Regions from separate parts of the Homo sapiens genome. Here all the other regions are linked to region 3. Evidence: read pairs that join two places in POLR2A ChIA-PET (ENCODE). Cell type or tissue: PC-9. All regions are shown on one strand.

The links. ChIA-PET counts read pairs that join two places held together with the same protein. Peaks named below come from ENCODE experiments on the same cell type or tissue, not always from the same donor. Only the 100,000 strongest peaks of a DNase experiment are listed, where the experiment ranks them.
Region 1: POLR2A ChIA-PET joins it to region 3 with 6 read pairs; 2 of 35 experiments call an interaction of 5 or more read pairs at or near these places.
Region 2: POLR2A ChIA-PET joins it to region 3 with 28 read pairs; 3 of 35 experiments call an interaction of 5 or more read pairs at or near these places.

Annotation. Positions count from the first base shown.
Region 1 is chr20:1,498,232-1,500,731 of GRCh38, forward strand. No RefSeq gene overlaps it. Among named protein-coding and RNA genes, the nearest start is that of SIRPB2, 8.1 kb to the left of the region's middle. RefSeq lists an enhancer at 2,349-2,500 and a silencer at 2,359-2,500. In PC-9, no CTCF peak of the experiment used is centred here; DNase peaks (open chromatin) are centred at 1,530 and 1,962; H3K27ac peaks cover 1,179 bases.
Region 2 is chr20:3,217,495-3,219,994 of GRCh38, forward strand. It overlaps ITPA (inosine triphosphatase), which reads left to right. Exons shown (of 8, transcript NM_033453.4): 6 at 1,023-1,138. Among named protein-coding and RNA genes, the nearest start is that of ITPA, 9.2 kb to the left of the region's middle. RefSeq lists a silencer at 1,108-1,377. In PC-9, CTCF peaks have their summits at 1,172 (motif pointing right) and 1,372; a DNase peak (open chromatin) is centred at 1,437.
Region 3 is chr20:2,921,789-2,924,288 of GRCh38, forward strand. It overlaps PTPRA (protein tyrosine phosphatase receptor type A), which reads left to right. Exons shown (of 24, transcript NM_001385305.1): 2 at 1,419-1,497. Among named protein-coding and RNA genes, the nearest start is that of PTPRA, 50 kb to the left of the region's middle. RefSeq lists an enhancer at 941-1,441. In PC-9, no CTCF peak of the experiment used is centred here; a DNase peak (open chromatin) is centred at 1,433; H3K27ac peaks cover 819 bases.

The DNA of each region.
Region 1 (2,500 bases), 1.4 Mb before region 3:
TTTCTTGTAGGATGGGTGTGGTGTTGATGAATTCCCTCAGCTTCTGCTTGTCTGGGAAAGTCTTTATTTCTCCTTCATATTTGAAGGATATTTTCACCAGATGTACTATTCTACAGTAAAAGCTTTTTTTCCTTCAGCACTTTAAATATGTCATGCCACTGTCTCCTAGCCTGTTAGATTTCCCCTGAAAAATCTGCTGCCAGATGTATTGGTGGTCTATTGAATGTCATTTTTTCTTTTCTCTTGCTGCTTTTAGGATCCTTTCTTTACCTTTAGATAAAGTTTGATTATTAAGTGTCTTTGGGAGTTTGATTATTAAATGATTATTAAGAGAAGACTTGAGGTATTCTTCTTTGGGTTAAATCTTCTTGGTGTTCTATAACCTTCTTGTACTTGGATATTGATATCTTTCTCTAGGTTTGGGGTGTTCTCTCTTATTATCCCTTTGAAAAAACTTTCGACCCCATCTCCTTCTCTACCTCCTCTTTAAGGCCAATAACTCTTAGATTTGCCTTTTGGAGGCTATTTTCTAGAGCATGTAGGAATGCTATATTGTTTTTCATTCTTTTTTTGTCTCTTCTGACTGTGTATTTTCAAATAATCTGTCCTCAGGCTCACTAATTCTTTCTTCTACTTGATCAATTCTGCTATTAAAAGACACTGATGCATTCTTCAATATGCTAATGGCATTTTTCACCTCCAGATTTCCGCTTGATTCTTTTTAACTATTTCAGTCTCTTTGTTAAATTTATTGATATAATTCTGAACTCCTTCTCTGTGTTGTCTTGAATTTCTTTGAGTTTCCCCAAAACAGCTATTTTGAATTATCTGTCTGAAAGGTCACATATCTCCTTTCTCCAGGATGGGTCCCAGGTTTCTTATTTAGTTCATTTGGTGAGGTCATGTTTTCTTGGATGGTGTTGATGCTTGTAAATGCATCTTCGGTGTCTGGGCATTAAAGAGTTAGGTATTTATTGCAGTCTTCTTAGTCTGAGCTTGTTTGTATCCATCCTTCTTGGGAAGGCTTTCCAGATATTAAAAAAGACTTGGTGTTGTAATTGCATCTATTTCTGCTTTAAGAGGCACTCCAAGCCCAGTAACACTCTGGTTCTTGCAGACCAATAGAGATACTTTCTTGATAACTTCTTTTGGACAAGATCCAAAAGAGTTCTCTGGATTACCAGGCAGAGACTCTTGTTCTCTTCCCTTATTTTCTCCCAAATGAATGGTGTCTCTCTATCTGTTTTGGGTCACCCGGAGCTGGGAGTGGAGTGAAACAGCAGCCTGTGGCCACCACCGCTAGGACTGTGCTGGGTCAGACTTGAAGCCAGAACAGTACTGAGTCCCAAGGCCTGCTGTAACCACTCCCTAGCTGTGGCCTATGTTCACTCAATGCCTTGGGGCTCTATAATCAGAAGGTGGCAAAGCCAGCCAGACCTGTGTTCTTTCTTTCAGGATGGCAAGTTCCCCTCAGGCTCTGGGCATGTCCAGAGGTGCCATCTGGGAGCCAAGAACTAGAGTAAAAAGCCTTAGAAATCTATCTGGCATTCTATCGTACTGTGGCTGAGCTGGCACTCAAACTACAAGATCCAGTTCTTCCCACTCTTTTCTCTTTTCCAAATGCAGAGGAGTCTCACCCCATGACCAACACCACCACAAGCCTATAGGGAGTATTGCCAGACTACCGCCAATGTTCCTTTAAGGCCCAAGGGCTCTTCAGTCAGCTTGTGGTGAATGCTGCCTGGCCCGGAACTCACCCTTCAGGGCAGTGGGCTTCCCTCTGGCCCAGGATAGGTCTAGAAATGCTATTCACCAGCAAAGTCCTGGAACTGGGGACCCCAAAAAACCACTTAATGCTCCACCCCACTGTGGCTGTGCTGGTACCTAACGTGCAAGACAAAGTCCTTCATATTTTTTCCCTCTGTTTTTCTCAAGTGGAAGGAGCCTTGCCTCATAGCCACCACGACTGAGTGGTGAGTCATGTGCTGAGTCTCACCTGAACCAGAAAGTCTCACCCAAGTCCCTCAACGTAGTACCCGGGTATTGCTGCTGGTTATTCAGGGCACAATGTCTCTTTAGTTAGCAGGTGATGAATGCTTCCAGGAGTGGGATCTTTCCTTCAAGGCAGTGGGTTCCCTTGTGGCCCAGAGTGTGTCAAGAAATATCATCCTGGAGCTAGGACCTGAAAAGGGGCCTCACGGTGCCCTATCCTGCTGTGGTTGAGCTGATATCCATGTGGGATATGATGAGGTTTCTCTTCAAATAGCCTGATCAATCCTTTATTCTTTAATTCATAGTACCTCCCCACCCCTTTTTCACTTTTCTCTTTTTTCTTCCTTTCTGTCTTTGTCACATGCCCAGACACGCCACAGTACCAGGTGTTATCAGTACCAGCTCACATTCCTTTCCTTATTTGGCAAGAAGACTTGCTCTCTAGCTCACTGCAGACACCCCTTCCCCTTTCGCCTCTCTTCCTTACATACCCTCCTTATCCGAAAAA
Region 2 (2,500 bases), 300 kb after region 3:
CAAGGGTCTCCCTGTGTTGCCCAGGCTGGAGTGCAGTGGCTCAATCTCGGCTCACTGCCCACCATCAGGGCTCAAGCCATCCTCCCACCTTAGCCTCCTGAGGAGCTGGGACTACAGGTGTAAGCCACCATGCCTAGCTAATTTTTGTGTTTTTTGTAGAGGTGAGGTCTTGCTATGTTGCTGGGGCTGATATCAAACTCCTGAGCTCAAGCAACCCACCCGCCTTGGCCTCCCAAAGTGTTGGGATTACAGGTATGAGCCACCGAGTGCAGCCACTGTATTTCTAAAAGGTGAAAAATTTAAAAACTGTTAAACAAGTAAACTATAATCATTTTAAAATACTACATAATCATTTTTTGGATTTCCTTGGTTGTAGAAAAAGTGCCTATTACAGTTGGTTAGTTTTTGTGGGTTTTTTTTTGTTTTTGTTTTTTCTTTCCTGAGATGGAGTCTCGCTCTGTCGCCCAGGCTGGAGTGCAGTGGCCCGATCTCGGCTCACTGCAAGCTCCGCCTCCCTTGTTCACACCATTCTCCTGCCTCAGCCTCCCGAGCAGCTGGAGCTACAGGCATCAGCCACCACGCCCGGCTAATTTTTTTGTATTTTTAGTAGAGACGGGGTTTCACCGTGTTAGCCAGGATGGTCTCGATCTCCTGACCTCATAATCTGCCCGACCCGGCCTCCCAAAGTGCTGGGATTACTGGCATGAGCCACCACGCCCGGCCTACAGTTGGTTAGTTTTGAATCAGGAAATCAAACAAGGTCCACACTGCATTGGCTAGTTTTCTGACTTTAAATAAAGCCTTGTATCGTCAGCCTGTGCCAGAGGGAAGCGAGAATGCCCAGAGACTTCCATTTCAAGCCTAGTCCCACTGCCTTGGGCTCTGCCGCCCCCGCTACCCCAATTGAGACCTAATTTCCCCTTTTAGGGAATTCCTCCCTCCCCACCCTTAGTGGGCGTCTTGGGAGTGGGGGTGGGAGTTGGCCATTAGGGATGCACTGAGCCCTCACTGCCCACCCGCAGGTCTCCACCAGCTCCTGGCCGGGTTCGAGGACAAGTCAGCCTATGCGCTCTGCACGTTTGCACTCAGCACCGGGGACCCAAGCCAGCCCGTGCGCCTGTTCAGGGGCCGGACCTCGGTGCGTACCCACCTTGATGCAGTTCCCGCCGCGCGCCGCCAGGGGGTGCCGCGACCCGAGCCGACCGCCCCGAGTCTGCGGGAGGGTGGTGGGAGGGGCGCCTTGGGGCCAGAGATATCTGTGCCTTGCTGAGAGGCTCCCCTGCGCAGCATAGGTAGAAGTGCTGTGGATCCTAGGAGGGTGGTGGAAAGGGTTCCCTGGGGCCAGAGTAGTTGCCTACGCCTTGCTGAGGGGTGCCCCTGGGCAGGACAATGGAAGTGTTGTCAATTCTGAAACCTGTTTGACCCCTGAGGCTGTTGTTTCAGGGAAACAGTTGGCTAACAGCTCCTGAGGCCTGATAGACCCAGAAGTGCAAACTGAAGGTGACAATTCCCAAAGCTATTTTTTTCTGTTTATTTTATTTATTTATTTATTTTTTGTTAGTGAGAAACCACACTTGGATCAAAGCTACATCTATAGCCCAGACTTCTCTAACCTCAGATTTCCTTATTCAACTGCCAAGGTGCTTGACTATCTCTCAGCCTTTCCAGCTTTTCATGTTTATGTATAATAGAATCTTAATTCTTTTTTTTTTTTTTTTTTTTTTTTTTTTGAGACAAAGTCTTGCTGTGTTGCCCAGGCTGGAGTGCAGTGGTGTCGTCTCGGCTCACTGCAACCTCCGCCTCCAGGGTTCAAGCATAGAATGTTAATTCTTGGCCAGGTTTGGTGATTTACACCTGTAATCCTAGCACTTTGCGAGGCCCCAGCGGGAGGCTTTCTTGAGCCCAGGTGTTCAAGATCAGCCTGGACACCATAACAAGACCCCATCTTTGCAAAAAATTTTAAAATGAGGCCGGGCGTGATGGCTCACATCTGTAATCCCAGCACTTTGGGAGGCTGAGGCGGGCGGATCACCTGAGGTCAGGAGTTCAAGAACAGCCTGGATAACACAGCAAAACCCCGTCTCAACTAAAAATACAAAAAATATCTGGGCATGGTGGCAGGCACCTGTAATCCCAGCTACTGGGGAGGCTGAGGCAGGAGAATCACTTGAACCCAGGAGGCGGAGGTTGCAGTGAGCTGAGATCTCGCCACTGCACTCCAGCCTGGGCAACAAGAGTGAGACTCCGTCTCCAAAAAAAAAAAAAAAAGAGGCTGAGCACAGAGGCTCACACATGTAATCCCAGCACTTTGTGAAGCAAAGGCAGGAGGATTGCTTGAGGCCAGGAGTTTGAGACCAGCCTGGGTAACATAGCCAGACCCTGTCTCAAAAATAAATAAATAGCCGGACATGGTGGTGCACACCTGTAGTCCTAGCTACTTGGGAGGCTGAGGTGGGAGGATCACCTGAGCCTCGGAGTTTGACGGGACAGTGAGCTATGA
Region 3 (2,500 bases):
ACGAAGTCTCTGCCCACCCAGATTGCCTGATAGAGGAATACCACAAGAGGTAGAAATGGCTAGGCTCTTGTACTACCACTTTGCACAGTCATTGACTAGAGATAGATCTTTGATCAATGTAGAGATTTTCAGCCTTGGCATTGTTGACATTTGGGACTGGATACTTTGTTATAGGGGGTTGTCCTGTGATTTGTAAGATGCTTAGCAGCATCCTAGGCCTCTATCCCCTAGATGCCAGTAGCCCAGCCTCCCTGCTATTAGTTGTGACAGTCAAAACTATCTTTAGACACTGCCATATGTTCCCTAGGGAAGGGCCTAATGGTATATAAACAACCCTATGGTGGCATAGTCCAAGTTTTGGGACAGGGAGGAGTGTTCTATACTACCCTTACTGGAAAGACCTATGAGCTATTCAGAAATCTGAACTATTTAAGATGGAGCTTTGTTCTGTGGCTCCTGGAATTTTAAGCACACCCCTGTGAAACATCTTGTTAGGATATACTCCACTCTCCAAAACAATCCATAATGTTTAAATAGGGCTGTTTTATTGATTGATTGATTGATTGATTGAGATGGAGTCTCACTCTGTTGCCCAGGCTGGAGTACACTGTCACGATCTCGGCTCACTGCAACCTCCCCCTCCTGGGTTCAAGCAATTCTCCTGCCTCAGCCTCCCAAGTAACTGGGATTACAGACACCCACCACCGTGCCTGGCTAATTTTTGTATTTTTGGTAGAGACGGGGTTTCACCATGTTGGCCAGGCTGGTCTCGAACTCCTGACTTCTCAGGTGATCCGCCTGCCTCGGCCTCCCAAAGTGCTGGGATTATAGGCATGAGCCACCGCACCTGGCCTTATTTTTCTTTTTGAGATGGAGTCTGACTTTGTCGCCTGAGCTGGAGTGCAGTGGCGCGATCTGGGCTCACTGCAGCCTCTGCCTCCCGGGTTCAAGCAATTCTACCTCAGCCTCCTGAACAGCTGAGATTAGAGATGCGTGCCACCATGCCCAGCTAATTTTTGTATTTTTAGTAGATGCAGGATTTCAGCATGTTGGCTAGGCTGGTCTCAAACTCCTGACCTCAAGTGATCCACCCACCTCGGCCTCCCAAAGTGCTGGGATTACAGGCATGAGCCACCGCTCCTGGCTATTTTCTTTTGAGACTGGGTCTCATTCTGTTCCCAGGCTGGAGTGCAGTGGCACAATCTCAGCTCACTGGAAACTCCACCTTCTGGGCTCAAGCAGTCCTCCCACCTCAGCCTGCTAAGTAGCTGGGATTATAGGCATGTGCCACCCTGCCTGGCTACTTTTTGTGGAGATGGGATTTTGCATGTTGCCTAGGCTGGGCTTGAATTCCTAAGCTAGAACAATCTGCTCAGGGATGTTGTATATTTCTAAAGGTATTTTTCCTTTTGTTGCAGGTGACACAACTAAAAAAAAACAAAGGTATTTATGGAATTCCACTGAGTGGTAATGGATGATGCAGTTCAAATAACTAAGGTAAGAGAAATAAAACCAGAACTGTGAGGAGGCTTTTGCCAGCCAAGTAGTGTCCTTAAATAAAGCTAACATCACATGCTTTCCTGCTTCATTTCGTTTCTAAGCTGTAAGAGTAGCTTATTTTTTTATTATTATAAACATTGTAATTATCCTTTAAGATACTTCTTAACCTGATTATGAATCAGAATCACTTGAAGAGCTTTTTTTTTTTAAAAAAAAAGACCAAAGTCAGGCTGGGCATGGTGGATCACGCCTGTAATCCCAGCACTTTGGGAGGCCGAGGCGGGCAGATCACTTGAGGTCAGGAGTTCAAGACCAGCCTGGCCAACATGGTGAAACCCCATCTCTACCAAAAATACAAAAATTAGCCAGATGTGGTGGCATGTGCCTGTAATCCCAGCTACTCGGGAGGCTGAAGCAGGAGGATCCCTTGAACCCAGGAGACAGAGGTTGCAGTGAGCTGAGATCGCACACTGCATTCCATTCTGGGCACCAAAGAATGAAACTCCTTCTCAAAAAAATAAAAATAAAAAGACCAAAGTTAATGCCCTGCCAGCATTGAATTAAAGCTTCTTGAGTAGATCACAGATGATCTCCAAGTTTTTTAAGTGGGAATGTAAACCAACTCTATAGTTTTAGAAAACTCTTTGGCAATATCTGCAAAACATACACGTATCTAATAACCCAGGAATTTCAATTCTAGGTATCCACCTTTGAGAAATGAAAAATATATGTCTACACAAAAGTGCACATACAAATGTTCACTGCAGCTTTATGTATTATAGCCAGAAAAACTGTAACCCAATCAGGTGTCCAAAAACAGGAGAATAGTTAAACAAATTGTGATATATGGTCAGGTGTGGTGGCTTACACCTGTAATCTAAGCACTTGGGAGGCTAAGGCGGGCAGATCAGTTGACCAGCCTGGTCAACATGGTGAAACCCCATCTCTACTAAAATTACAAAAATGAGCTGAGTGTGGTGGCTCACGCCTGTAATCCCAG